2 separate regions of the Homo sapiens genome follow, and region 1 is linked to region 2. Evidence: read pairs that join two places in POLR2A ChIA-PET (ENCODE). Cell type or tissue: PC-9. All regions are shown on one strand. Links, peaks and the distances in the headings refer to the core of each region. The heading gives the core; the rest is flanking DNA.

Region 1 (7,787 bases), core at 3,225-5,724, 380 kb after region 2:
TCACTAAATCCTTTTTCTAGCAAGGAATATTAATATTAATACCCTGGGGAAGGAATGCATTACTGGGGGGAGATCTATAAATGGCCGCTCTGGGAATGTCTGTCCTATGCGGTTGAGATAAGGACTGAGATATGCCCTGGTCTCCTGCAGTACCCTCAGGCTTACTAGGGTGGGGAAAAACCCGGCCCCAGTAAATCTGTGGTCAGACCGGTTCTCTACTCTCGATCCCTGTTTTCTGTTGTTTAAGATGTTTATCAAGACAATACATGCACCGCTGAACATAGACCCTTATCAGTGGTTCTGCTTTGCCTTTGTCCTCTTCCCTCGGAAGCATGTGATCTTTGTTCTGCTTTTTGCCCTTTGAAGCATGTGATCTTTGTACCTACTCCCTGTTTTACACCCCCTCCCCTTTTGAAACCCGTAATAAAAAACTTGCTGGTTTGAGCCTCAGGTGGGCATCACGGTCCTACCGATATGTGATGTCACGCTCGGTGGCCCAGCTGTAAAATTCCTCTCTTCGTACTCTTTCTCTTTATTTCTCAGCTGGCCAACACTTACGGAAAATAGAAAACCTATGTTGAAATATTGGGGGCAGGTTCCTCTGATACTCAGCTTTCTGCTGGGCTCCATTGTTACCAGGGAGTGGGAAAGGAGGGGGCTAACACACACAGCTTTGTGGCTTCAGGGTAGCTGCAGGAGGTCAGCTTCTCACTGGTGCTGCTGAAACCTGGGTGGTGGTGGGGGGCATGGAGGGAAGTAGATGGGCAATGAGAATCCATATCCCACCCCCTCATTTTGCCTGGTTGTTTCTGGGTGAGGGCGGGAGTGGGGACCAGAGTGCCCATTAGCTCTATTTTGCACATCGTTGTACAGTCTCATTGCTGCTGGGTGGGGGTTAGAGGTTCAGTTTGCTGCTGCTCCTTGTTGACTCTACCCTGGTGGGAGAATAGGAGCACTGGCCGCTTCTGCTGGCAGGAAAGGGAAGACTAGCTCCCTGATCAGTCCTACCAATACCACGGGGCAAGTGAGTCAGAGCACCACCATCTGATGCCACAGAGACTGGGGATGGGGAGGAAGATCAGCTCTCAACTCCATCTCACTGAAACTGTGGAGAAGGGAATATAATTTTCCCATTAGTACTTGGCAAGAGTAGGGCAGGTATTACCAAAAAGGCTTCCTATTGCAAGGGCACCAGCTTCTTGGTCCTTTGACTAGGAGGAACAGACTTTTCTTAGAGCTTATTTTGTCTGTACCTGTTGGCAGCTCTAGGTTGGAGGCATCTGCAACACCCTGTCTGGGATATATGAGAGGCAATAACGAAACTTACAGAACTTACCAGCAGTTTGTTTCTCAAGTCCCCAAATCCCTAGGCAGTCCACCTTCTTTCCTCTTTTTAGTTTCCCTAGGTCTGTTTGTTGTGTTATGGCCACAGTTGTAAGAGGGAGCATCTGCAAGAAATGGAGTGCTCCATCTTGACTGGAAGCAGAAGCATGATCTATATTTGATTTTTAAAAGAAATAAATAGATAACAGGTATGTTGATACTAACAGTGAATTCATTTAAGCAGCTTTCCAGGATATTATAATTTTGTTTGGCCCAACAGTCTACATCTGTCACATGTGTTATGCTATAGTGTGTGACAAAAATTAGTTTTCCAAAGGAGAATATTCTGGAAATAACTTCACAGTATCAAAGAAAATTAAATGATCTTCTCTGTAGTTTTGTGTGGGCATATCAAGATGAACTTAATTCTCTGAACAATGGTAGTTTTCAACTTAACTAGAAACCAAATTCCTAACCAATTTGGCTAAAAGAAATTTTATTACATCTAAAAAAATTTGGAACAGAGTTAGATTATAGACCAAATATGAAGACAGTTTTAAAAATAACAGTGCTGGTGAAAAAGAGCCTTAATACTCACAGATGCAATGTCTTTCTTAAAGTATATGGACGTTATTACGTAGACATCTCCCCTGGGCAAATGAGACAAAAGTATGCTTGACTTTCAGCAAGAGGATGTTACATTAGATTGTTTTCTTTCTTTCTTTAATAGATAAAATTAATATATGCTTCTGGAAAAATATTCAAATAATACCTAAGTAAAAAATGGAAACTGTAATAATTCCTTCCTCCCTTAATCTTCAGTACTCTTCCCATGGTTAAGAGTTTTGGTTTGTTTGGTTAGATTTTTTTTGAAATAGGCTTCAGTAGTCAAAGATTTATGTAAACAGTAGAACTTGAAATCATTCACTCCCTAAAGACTTTGAAAACCAATCATGGCAAATGACTTAGGAAAAGTGGGGAAGAGCTTTCTCTTGGGTCTGTTCCAGCTTTCAATTCGTAAAGAATAAGATGTGGCTACACTTTAAAATATACACAGAAACACACACATTTCACATACTTTTCATCTGAAAGGACCAGTTCAGTGCACCTTCAGCAGTGTGCTTATTTCTGACTTTACTTGGAACCCGGAAGTTGTCTTCTTGGAAGTACAGCATGTGGTACACAGTGAGCATTCAGTGAGTATCTGTTGAACGAACTGTAATTATTTTAAGAGGGAACAACATATTTTTGTCTTCCTCATAAACATGATTCAGGCAGAAAATAATGCAAAAGCTTACAAACATAATCTATTCATCAACTAGCCCTCATAGACTCAGCTCAAAATCCATAAACTATGAAGTCTTGCCCAAGGACCCTCATGAGAAGGGCTCGCTCCCTTTTTCCAGCCCCTCAGGCTTTGTTTAATACCCTTTCGTGCTGCTTAGCACAGATCTTTGTGGTGGCTTGCTGGGTTTAGGTACTATCTAATAGAATGAAAACATTCTCTTGGTGTGCATACACCATCTCATGCACTCTAATATTTCCCACTGTTCCTGCCACAATGTCTTGCATAGAGAAGGCATTCAATAAATATTGATTGAATGAAGAAATTGAATAAACCACATCTTGATTTCAAGGGAACACCAATTTAGCCACCGAATTGGCTTTTTCCTTTTGTTCATATCTACATTTGTATGATAAGCATCACTATTTTGATTATATTTAGTTAGAAAGTATGATGTTTCAAATCAAAGAGTTTATTCATCTGTAATATTTTGCTAAGTTGTTTGCAAAATGAGACACTTGGGACACATTTGAATTTCTACGGTGACAGCAAGCCTTGAATCTCCCAAAGAAATTATTTGAAACCCTTTGTTCAAAATCAGTCGCTGAGATCTGAATGTCTTCTTGGTTAATGCTGAGAATTTAAATAGCGTTCAGGGAGACCAGGAGGGTAAAAGATACTTCATTGGAAATGACACATGCTCTAAGAATAGAGCATTATATTTTCCTATCATGCCACATTTCTTTGTAAAGGTATATTCATTTCACACTTTCAGTGTGGTGATTATGAGATGTTATCTGGACCATTTACATTCACAAATATTTGAGAAAACAAAGAACATCTGTTCATTCTTGGCTGCTGCCTGATACCAGCCTTAAGGTTTTTAAACCCTGTTTATGTGATTGTGACTGAATCAGATGATTTGGAAAGATGTACTCAATCTATCCTTTTGACATTGCAATGAAATAAATGTAGGAAACAGAAACAATAAACCTTTCATTCATGACTGATTCTCTCAGATACACACAAACATATTCCAGGTGAGAAAGTAGGCAAATTTAACATTTAACCTTTCACATTTAGTCAAAATAAGAGTTAGTTTCCAGATAGATCAAGGAAAACTCTGACTACATAAAGATGTAAATTATGGAATAATATTTTAGGGTTTGATATTTAGGCCTGAGGTGTGCACACTTTTAGAAGGACCCAGAACACTGGAGCTGTTCTAATACATAAGGCTTTCTGCCTCATGGGATCACTTTTGCCTTTTCTCTTATCATTTTTGGGGCCCACATCCCTGAGTTGGACAAAATAAACTCAGTATAAAGTTTTGCACTGCCAGGTATGAAAGCAAAGCCTGAGCCCCTTGTAACTGCATTTGTCTGTGATTCTGATTTAGCATTTTCAGTTTTCTATTCAGAAAGAAATGAGAGGGAAGAGGTGTTGTAGGCCACTCCCCCATCACCCTCTTTCTACCCTCATCCCTCTCTCCTCCGCCTCGCCCACTACCTTGAGTCAGCAGCTTAGTGATGCGATCCTTGGGTGGACACCAGAAATGGTCAATTATGCCAATCTAAGAGATCAGCTCAAATTAAAGCTTCAGGGCTCTCCCTCTGAAACTTCAAGAGAGGGGCTCCGGACTCCTTATCATCACTGAACAGGGAACACAGAAAGTAGATGGCTACATACATTGGTGAAGGAATGAGCCCAGTGTGAATCTTTTGTGAAAAATATAAGTAGTGTGCTGTAATATTAAATTCACTAGAATCTCTCACTGGAAAATTGCATGTTTAAAGAGAGTTTGCAAAAACATTAACTGAATAGAGAGCACTTTGCTTGTTCATCCTTAAAGAATGTTCTCACCTTAGGGTTACCCAACCATTGCAGGTATTTCTTTGATGATGTAGTATTTTACTCTGTTCTGTCCTTTGGGTCATGCTCAAGGTTGTTCTGATCACTTTTCAAGGCCCATATCATAGTTTAATGGCTGATTATTTTCTCTTCTCAGTCCTCAAAGGCTGGCTCTTCTCTCTGGAATATCATAAGCCATAGGCCTACTTATTTGGATGGGTGCCAGCATTCACGCACAAGTAACGGCTTAAGAAGGCTTTTCAGTTGTTTTTATTTTGTACGTACAAGTTCTGTAGGTACACAGTGCTAGCTTTAGATAAAGCCTTTGTTATTATTTTTAATTTATGAAATTAAATAAGAGGTGGTTAAGATGAACTGGTTATCTGTAGTCTAAATTAAGAACAATTTTGATAATAAAATAGCTGTAAAGATGTTTTTCTAAAAGAAGTGCTTTCAGACCCTCCACATGAAGACAATGCCTTCAGCAGTATATTCATATGGTTTAGTTTTATGTTTGTGGTAGACCAGTTTTTAAACTACAAGTTTGAAACAGTTCAACAGCTGACTTGGAAACCAGAACCCACCCTCTGAAATACATAAGTGGGATATATAAAGATGGTATAATCCCAAGGGCAGAGCCTGCTCTGAGTTTGACATTCTTTAGTTCCAGCTGTTGACTAGAGATAATTTACTTTATAATAGTAGGACCAAGAAATGCTTTTAATGCAAATTCTTTGCATTGCATGTCTCTCTTTGAAGAACAAGTGGACATTCTTGCAGACTACCAGAATAGGAGGCTGTTTGTCTTTTCTCAGCCCAGCGGCTATAAGTAGATATGGAAGCCAAGGCCTTATGAATTTTATGCCACATTTAGTTTTATTTTAGGGAGGTTACAATATAGAGCTTTACTGTTTTTTCCTAGTTTATCACAATAAACACATACTATATTAATAATGAGGGAAATATTGTTTTAAATTGCCAGTTGTACTTACCATGTTAAGAGGAAAATCAAAATGACATTATAGTTTACAGGTAATGGGTTTTTTTCATTAAGCAATATATGCTATTTATTTATTTATTTATGTTTGAGTCAAGGTCTTGCTTTGCCGCTCAGGCTGCAGTGCAGTGGTGTGATCACAGCTCACTGCAGCCTGGACATCCCAGGCTCAAGCAATCCTTCCACCTTAGCCTCTGGAGTAGCTAGGACCACAGGTGTGCACCACCATGCCCAGCTAATTATGTATTTTTGTAGAGATGGGGGTTTCGTCATGTTGCCCAGACTGGTCTTGAACTCCTGGATTCAAGCAATCCACTTGCCTCGGCCTCCAAAAGTGCTGGGATTACATGCATGAGCCACCACACCTGGCCTATGCTTTCACTGGGATGGAAAAAACTACAGATATATACGCAAGTCATGGCAGACTCTTAGCTACTTGTAAAATGGCCATCCCAATTGTAATTTCAAATGTTCTCCATTGTTCCTACAAATTCATTCTTATCTATCTATTCATTCATTCTTTGTTTTGTCCCACACAAGATTTATGCCAGCTTACAAAGATAGAGAGAAAAATGAAAACTAAATTAGAAGAAAAATAAAAATAAAAAATAGAGATGGGTGTGTAAAACAGATCAAAATGACCTATAATCGCTGTAACAATTGGGCCACATATGTGGTTCTCTAAAATTTTTCTTAGCCAACACCAAAAGTGAAACCTTAGCTGGTCACTAGATTCAGGGAACACAAATCAAAACAAACTAGTTCGTTGGTAGATGTGCTTCTGCCCTTGGTACCAGAGTCAGACAGGGAATTCTCCCAAGGAGGCTTATAAAGAAGATTGTGTCCTATGATGAACATCCATGAAAACATCCTTACAATGTCCTTACAATAGAGATGGTGACCTACTCTTACACAGCCCCTCAACATAGGCTGGTGACATCATATCAAAGAACAGTTGGGGCTGGGCACGGTGGCTCACACCTATAATCCCGCACTTTGGGAGGCCAAGGCAACTGGATCACCTGAGCTCAGGGGTTAGAGACCAGCCTGGGCAACATGGGGAAACCATGTCTCTATGTACAAAAAAATTAAAAACAAAACAAAACAAAGAGAACAGTTGGGTAAAAATGGATTCTACAGCTGGAAGTCTGCCCAGCTTCATCTAGAAACTGACCATGTTGACCATATACACATAGAAAGTGGCAGGATAGTGCCAGCCTCTAGGAAATTCTCAGGAAATGTCAACAATTAGTGTTACCATCACCAATATTGTGTGTCAGATGAGTGCTTGATCTTTGCTGGGGAAGAGATGGGCTCTACATGATGCAGGTGAGTGAAAGCAGCCTGCAGGAGGTTTTCTGAGCTCACAGTTCTTACTACTGATGCACGTCTCCCAGCCCTTCTGCTTGCAGGTCAGGCTTAGATCAGACATTGTCATGGTTGGGCTCTCCAGGAAAGATGGATTTGCTCCAGGTAATACTTGAAACACTGAAACTCCATAAATAAAGTCACTGCCAGTGTGCAGAGCAAGTCAAATCTGAGCTAAGAGTAGTAACTTCCAAGCAGAAACTCATGGGCGTGAGCATTTCATTCTTGACAGACAAACTCCTTTTAAGGAATTTAAAAGGCTATCTAGAAATCCTTTCTGATTCTTTCCCGCTGACGTCACCAGGATAGAGGAGACTGAAAATGTGGTCTTTAGTCTGAGTGCGGTGGCTCACGCCTTTAATCTCAACACTTTGGGAGGCCGAGGCGGGCAGATCACTTGAGGCCAGGAGCTCGAGACCAGCCTGGCCAACATGGTGAAACCCTGTCTCTACTAAAAATACAAAAATTAGCCAGGAATGGTGATGTGTGCCTGTATTCCCAGCTACTCAAGAGGCTGAGGCAGGAGAATAACTTGAAACTTGCAGTGAGCTGAGATTGCCCCACTGCACTCCAGCCTGGGGGACAGAGCAACGCTCTGTCTCAAAAAAAAAAAAAAAAAAAAATGTAGTCACCAGGATCCAGAGAAGCATCTTCCTTCTATGTTCCCTTCTATGTTCTCCCTCCTCCGTGCCCCTTCCTCCTTCCCCTGCCCTCCTTTTCTGAGTCTTATTAAATGGTTCATTACAGTTGGTCCTATCATGTTAGAAGACAGTGACGGCTGGGACCTGCCAAGAACAGAATCCATCTGGGGCCAAATACCCTCTGCCTGGGTTAATCCCCTTGGTGGTTGCATATAAAACACGGGGAAGTATGCTGTGAAGATTAGCCATGCCTCATATATTGGACTCTGAACACCAGGATGTGTGGGGGCCTGCAGCCCTCACCATCATGTCACTTTCTCCT
Region 2 (7,787 bases), core at 3,106-5,605:
TCATATAATGGATTTTACAAGGCAAAAATAAAAGGTGAAGGTGGATTATATTTGAGGAGGACTCTCTGGTATGGAGTTTGCATTGGAAAAATGTAGCAGGAGAAAGGGTAGAGAGATTGAGGCAAGGCAGAAAGCATGTAATGGAAGCCTAAGAACTTAAAAGCAAATAATCTGACAAGTTACCTATTTGGTTTGCTTTAAATTGGATAATTTTATCTTCCAGAAGCTAAAGGAATGTGAGAAAAATAGGGTAAAGGACACCAAGAGACATACCTTTGTGGTACAAACATGAGAATGGTGATAGAAAAACTCACTTGTAGCATAAAGCTATTTAATAATGTCAAGTCATTAAATGCAACTTTTGAAGTAAGAATTAGAACAAAGAAGTGATCATCTCGTTGCTTAGGAAACATACTCTGAAGTTAAAAGAAAGAGCATCACCGTTCACTTCCTATTCAGCTTCTATCTTTTACAGCCATGATGATGGTCTTCAAACTCGAAATAATGACACTAATAACAATAGTACTTTGCTATTTTCATCAGGCTTTTAATGCTTCAAATACCAGGGCAATAGTTCTTCTAAAATCAGGGTGAACAGAAATCATGAATTTTTTTTTTTTTGAGGCACTCTATCACCCAGGCTGGAGTGTAGTGGCCAGTCACAGCTCACTGCAATCTCTATCTCCTGGGCTCAAGTGATCCTCCCACCTCAGCCTCCTGAGTAGCTGGGACTTCACGTTTGAACCACTGTTAGCAGTGGAATGTATCTGAGTCATGTGTCACCAAAGTATTTTAGCAGTGGTGGATCCATACAGGTCTGCAGCAACCTCAATTCTTGCCTCCTCAGGAGAAAGAATTCGACTGAGGGACAGAAGGCAGAAGGAGAGACCAAGGCAAGTTTTAGAGCATGAGTGAAAGTTTATTAAAAAGCTGTAGAGCAGGAATGAAAGGAAGTCAAGTACATTTGGAAGAGGGCCACACTGACAACTTGAGAGATCAAGTGTACTGTTTGACCTCTGACTTGGGGTTTTATATGTCAGCATACTTCCAGGGTCTTGCATTCCTTCTGTCTTGATTCTTCCCTTGGGGTGGCCTGTCTGCATGCACAGTGGCCTACTAGCACTTGAGAAGTGAGCATGCACAGTGGGTTTACTGGAGTTGTACACATGCTCACTTGAGGCATTTTTCCCTTACCCGTCCAATGTTCCTAGAGGAAGCTCATCCACCATTTTGCCTCTTAGTGTGCATAGGTGAGCCCACTCAGCCAACTCCCGAGATCTTATGAGGAAGCTGATAATCACTAGTTTCAGATATTTCTCTCTATTGGGAGAGTGCCTTTCCCTGGCACTGTCTGTGACCAATTATTATTTTAGAGAGACAGTTAACAGCTGCCTGACCATCACCTGATGGTCATCTGACATTCCTAGTGCAGGGGGGATGCCCTCTCCTGCCCTGCTCATGTCTGACTAGCTACCTACTGTAGCAGCACCACATCTGGCCAATTTTTGTATTTTTTGTAGAGACAGAGTTTCATCATGTTGCCCAGGCTGGTCTTGAACTCCTGGACTCAAGTGATCTGCCTGCCTTAGCCTCCCAAAGTGCTGGGATTACAGGCATGAGCCACCTCACCTGGCCTGAGATGTTTGTGGGGGTTTTGCTTTTGTTTTTGTAAATTAGAAACAGGGTCTCTCTATGTTGGCAAGGCTGGTCTTGAACTTCTGGGCTCAATCAATCCTCCCACCTCAGCCTCCCGAAGTGTTGGGATTACAGGCATGAGCCATTGCAGCCAGCCTGAATTCTAATTCTAATTGGTAAAAATTAGGACTGTGCCCTTGCCATTCCCTTCTTTTAAACTTGTAATTCAATTACTTGGCATGACTGGTCCTTATATTATAAAATATACTAAATCAAAAATCATCATAATAAAAGCAGCTCCTTGAGCAACTGGACAAAAAAAGCAGCTGGGCATAAACACTAGTAAAGTTTAAACAATTGTATTTGGCAAGTATTCCCCAACGTATAAACAATTACCACTAAAAAAAATCTGTTCAGTTCATTTTGAGTAGTTATATTAATCCATTCAGCTATTACTGGTACATTTGCAACTCAACCTGGCTAAATCATTCAGAATAGAATCCTACTAAAAATTATACCATCATGAGATAGTATCCTGTAGTGGAAAGAGCACAGGCTTTAGACTAGGTTTATGTATCAGTTCCCAAATTATTAGGTATATGATTATAAAATGAGGATAATCATGCCCACTTGTCAGTTGTCATGATGATTCAATGTGATTATATATTCTGGGAAACTGATATTTATTGAGCACCTACCATGGGTCAGGTAGCCTAGTATTAAATCTTCTAGGCAACTTAATGAGGTAGATATTAAAAGCAGAGCCAGACTTTGAGCCCAGGTCTTACTTCAAATTTCATGTTCCTTCCACATTATGTAATAAGATGCCTGTCATGGTGCCTAACACAAAGCAGGCCCAAAGAAATACTTATTGAACTGAATGAACAGCTTGATTGTAATAGAAGTGATTAAATCATCATACTATTCTTTACATTTTTAAGCCAAAATTATCTTTTATTTCTATTTTTAATTTTTTGAGGAATCTTCATATTGTTTTCTATAGGGCTGCACCATTTTGCATTTCCACCAAAGGAAAAGGGGCCCCAGTTTCTCCACATCCTTGCCAACATGGTCAGAATGTTTTTAAAAACAATTCACTTTTGTAAAGCCTGTCCAAAATACTGAACTTGGATTTTACAGAAACAAATTGATTTTGTTTCACATTCATATTCCATAGGCTTGTGTAATACTTAATAGAAAATACATAACAACTGCAGCTAGCATATTCATGTTTGGAATAAAGACAATGGTGATCTGTAAATTCATAACTCAGCTGGTAGAAGCAGGGTGGTGGAAATTCCAGAGAAGAGCTAGCAGCCTAAATCATTCATCCTGCTGTGAGTATCAGTGAACGTGTTTACAGAGAGAGCAGGAGCTGAGGGGTACTTATGTGGAAATGAGTTAAGAGCCCTCTTACACCTTAAAACAAAAGGGTTGAAGGAGATGACCTCTGAATTCCCTTCAAGTTCACAGTAGGTTTTTGTGCTGGACTAAAAATCATAGAACTGGATTAGAAATTTAAAGATATCATCAGGATCCTATATTTAATAATCACTTAAAGGTTTTGAGTTCATAGATTTCACACCTTATGTACTGCCCCCTCCCCAGGTTTTCTTTGAAGATATAAAGGAGTTGCTACAGGCTTTCTTCCAATTTAGGAGGTTGCAACTGTATTTTAAAGATGATGCTCCTAAAATATGTTATAGTAGGGTATATGGCTAGGAAAGATCCAGAGACATGGTTCAAAGGCAAACTCTGCTTCCGACTGGTGAGCAAGATACACATTTCTGAAACTTTGTTTCCTTTGTATAAAATGAGTGGACTGGGGGCCGGGCGCAGTGGCTCACACCTGTAATCCCAGCATTTTGGGAGGCCGAGGCAAGCGGATCACGAGGTCAGGAGATCGAGACCATCCTGGCTAACACGGTGAAGCCCCATCTCTACTAAAAACACAAAAAAAATTAGCCGGGCGTGGTGGCGGGCGCCCGTAGTCCCAGCTACTTGGGAGGCTGAGGCAGGAGAATGGCGTGAACCCGGGAGGCAGAGCTTGCAGTGAGCCGATGAGCTGAGATCACGCCACTGTACTCCAGCCTGGGAGACAGACTCCGTATCAAAAAAAAAAAAAAAAAAAAAAAAGAGTGGATTGGACAGATGATGTTTATGACTTTGTCCAGTCTATAATTCTATGATTTCTAATACCTTCTACGCTCGAAAATTTTCGTGTGAAAATTGTCATTTATTTGGTAGCAGCTACTATCTGAAAGGTCCACTGCTATTTGCAACTCTACCTTCCAGACAGTAATCAGCCTGAAATTACTGAAAAACAACAACTCTGTTCCTTGTAGCTACATACCAGGCTGTTCTGTCACTTAATGTCATAGTCATCTACAGTTAATTCTATATTGCTGTAGGGTCTGCTTCAATAGTAATCTAAAGCACTTCTCTGTCCTCCCTATTTGGAAATGTCACATTTCAGAACACTATACTCCAGCTTGTTGAGTATCCTGCTATTGTCTCTTCCTCATACCTGATCAGTTAGCAAAATTGTGTTTTGATGACTACCCCTTCAATCCTGGTGGTCTGGCTGTTTTCAAGGACTTTGTAGTTATTACTCTTTTCTTGTCACTTGATACGCAGTTGGGATGGCAGGCAACCCAGATGAAATTATTCCAAAAGGTAGATATAATGTCAGTGGTTGTCCATGTTTTATGTACCTATAAAATACTAGAGAGCACTATTTTTTTAAGTCATTTGTTGTGGATTGAGTTTTTTTTTTCCCACATTGGAGCTGTATTTTTTGTCAATTTTTCTACATATATATCTTCACTTTCAATTCAAGTCTATTCTTCCTAGTCAATTTCTAATTAAACCTAAAAGCAGAATTCACAGGAAGTTTTCAGTGCCATAGTTCCAATGGAAAACTTTGGGAAAATCTTTAAAACCTCTGCTAGAGGTTGCTAAGGAAGTTCAGTTGTCTTTAGAACCATTGAAATTGCGTGGTAAAATGCTGACCCTACAAAATGACCCACTGACTTGTGTATACTTAAGGACACACAACAAGTCCTAGGTGATTATTACCATGACTTCCAATGTAACATATAACCTACTGAGTTTGAAAAATTAACCCAGGCTTCTAAGGGCATGCTCTAATTAGTATAAACCCTTGGAACCTAGTTGCATCTGAAGATAAACAAAAATGTTTGCTTCAGAGGAGACATGTCAGGAAACCCAGTTTTCCTCTTTTTACAATGGAAAATGGATCAAGGAATTCAAAGCAATCAATCAACCTTAGTATATAGGCCAACTTTTTTTTTTTAGGTCAACGTCTTCACTGTATAATGATCCTTTTGACCTTGCCATTTGAATTTTCATGAAATGGGAGAGTTAACCCCTACTTGGAGGTTTAGCTCTGCTACAGGCTTTGAGGCCAATCCTATTACTTTTCAGTGGGAGGATTATGAGTTTATTTTAGAAGCTCAGAATGCTCAGAATATGCATTCCCAGTCTCCCAGTAATTGCACTTCTAAGGAGTTTCTTTTTCTTTCTTTGAAGGATTTAGAGTAGCTTTCTTGGAACACTGTTAATGTCATTCTTCTAAAAGCATCCTGTCTATCAGACTTGGCTGAATGAAACCATCGCAAAACTGAATCTACAGAAACACAGTAAACAAACATATAGCATCAGCTTTGAAAGTAATTTACAGAGTTTTAAGAATAAGCAGATAAATTTATTGATTGTTACATTTACATCTGTTGCAGTCTGATTTGTTGGAAACTCCATGAATTGGATTTTATAGTCCATGTTCATTTTTCTGAATAAATTATGTCCTAGAAATCTGTCGTGGACATACGGTCTAGCAGGTGAATTCATACTGATGATCATCTCTCTAACAGTGTTTTCTAACATCTAAGTACTACTTTTAGCCCTAGAAAAGGATTTTAATGTTTAGAAAAGAACATTTTAATAAAGCCTTGCTAATATTGACATATATAGGCATCTTAACTTGATTGAAATTCTGTCTTCCCAAAGATGGTTCTATTTTAACATTGTATATGAAGGAAGAAATCCTAGCCTAATAATTTGAAATTATGTTTTTTATAACAGAATTCATTTGCTTTTATTTTAACATCATAATAAGTGTATCACTTTGATCCTTACACAGTATCTTTTATCTGTTGTGTAACAATCATGCTACTGAATGTTAGATATTACATGACATATGAAGGAAGTTTAACTTGAGCAGTTACTGAGTTCATCCAGACTTGAAGCCTCTGTTTGTCAAGAAGTTAATATTTTTAAAGATACACTGACTTTATAATCTGTAATTATTTTCTTATCAATTACATTTTTATAGTTTTCTGATTAGCTGGCACTTGGAGCTTAGTGTTACCGTTTAGCTCTGCAGGGTCCTTTTAGACACTATTATTGTAAAGAAACATCAAAAATCAAAGTGAATTCTTAGTATTATACTTGAAGCAGTAGAGGCGCAATTGCTGAAACAGCAGCCAAGCATTGTGCTGTAGAACTAACTCACAGCTTGGTGCCCAGTCCCTGCTGAGAAGGAAATGTAGGGGAACTGGCAGAGTTTTACTACATCTGCTCCCTGCTGCTAATGAGCTTTAACCTGTTTCATTCTTACTATGCTTACTGTTTAGATACTTTGCTTGCAAAATTAATTTTTTAGCTGAGAGAACACATGAAAGAGGATATGATTTGTAAAGTAGAGCTGTTTAAAAATTAAAAGGTATCAGCAAGGGAGATTAAAGGCTATGAGTGATATGGTTACTTAATATCAATTCAAGGGCAGAAGCTCAGGTGGTAAAGCTAGAGTTCTCAGTTTCAGTTCTTTCTGTAATGTGGGCTACAGCTCCAGGAGTTGTAGTCTTTGTTTTGCATTGTGCCATCTATACCAATATGCTTTATATTTATCAAAGAAGGGAAATAGTATTTTTTGCTTTGAAGGCTTCATTGATCCTCTGAATGGTGCCAAAGTTCTAGTGATATGCAGCCTCTAAAAACAAGCATGTTTCAGCAACATTATATTATTATAGCCAAGAAATAATGAGCTTCCTATACCCAATTTCTTGTAACCTATACCTGATCACCTACACAAAAACAAAACTGAAAGAGCAGATGAGATTATTTATTATCTGAGATTATTCACAATGAAATAATATCATTTGTATAGCCATAGAAGTTTGCTCTTTAACAATTGTCATACATTCCTTTGTTCCTCACTTCAACTTTCTAAAATAATCAGATAAGTATTGTTCATTTTGTAATGAAAATTTGCAAAGGCATGTTATATATCATAGCTGGATGAAAATTTTGTCGGTGGGTAAGTATGAAAAGTGTACATGCTATCGATGGGGAGTAGGAACATCACCTTTAGATTTGCAGAATAATCCTCACCATTATCATCATCACCCTTGTCAATAATAATTAAGCTCACAAACCTATCCCAGTTCTTCAATAGAAACTAAACGTATTAAATTTTCAGCCAGAATTGCACATTACTTTTGGTAATAATATAGTCTGAAACACTCTGCAAAGAAAGCAGTTTACTCTAGTATAGCATTTCTCAGGGTTTTTGGCCTTAAAAGTAAAAAAAAAAAAAAAAAAAAAAAAAAAAAAAAAAAATTCTTAGAGTTGTCCAGTTTTGATCAGCATTATTTTCTTATGTTATTATACTTATACATGTAAAACTGTAAAATTAGCCATGAATTCCTTTATCTATAGGTTTTATACAACTATACAACCAAAACAAATGTAAAGACTAAATAAAAACAAACCTACAAAACCAATACAACTATAATTAAAAGTATTACTTTATTGTGACACATGCTGTAATTATTTTTAGTAATTACATACATCTTTATTTAGAAAGACAATCATTTTACTAATCTTCTTTACAACATTGATTAATAAAGAAATATCATTAAACAAAGGTATATTATACATTTACTTCTACACACTGCTAATGAGCTACTGCTAATTAATACTTACAAAAATAGGTCTCATGATAATTCTCCTTACCAAGTAAGTGCTGACTCCTATAGTGTGACTTCTTTTCTGGTTGGTATAGCTAAGCTACAATATGTCATGAAATGACTCATTTCTTCCACTATTTCTCTCTATGTGAACTATTGTAA

The links. ChIA-PET counts read pairs that join two places held together with the same protein. Peaks named below come from ENCODE experiments on the same cell type or tissue, not always from the same donor. Only the 100,000 strongest peaks of a DNase experiment are listed, where the experiment ranks them.
Region 1: POLR2A ChIA-PET joins it to region 2 with 12 read pairs; 2 of 35 experiments call an interaction of 5 or more read pairs at or near these places.

The regions. Positions count from the first base shown.
Region 1 is chr15:34,799,891-34,807,677 of GRCh38, reverse strand. All of the region lies in intron 2 of GJD2-DT (GJD2 divergent transcript), which reads right to left. LOC107984776 (a long non-coding RNA gene) reads right to left here and starts at 2,601. Exons shown (of 3, transcript XR_001751477.1): 1 at 2,402-2,601; 2 at 1,922-1,973; 3 at 1,343-1,495. In PC-9, for the core only: no CTCF peak of the experiment used is centred there; no DNase peak of the experiment used is centred there.
Region 2 is chr15:35,181,709-35,189,495 of GRCh38, reverse strand. It overlaps a transcript of DPH6 not described here. Among named protein-coding and RNA genes, the nearest start is that of NANOGP8, 100 kb to the right of the region's middle. RefSeq lists an enhancer at 5,693-6,673. In PC-9, for the core only: no CTCF peak of the experiment used is centred there; no DNase peak of the experiment used is centred there.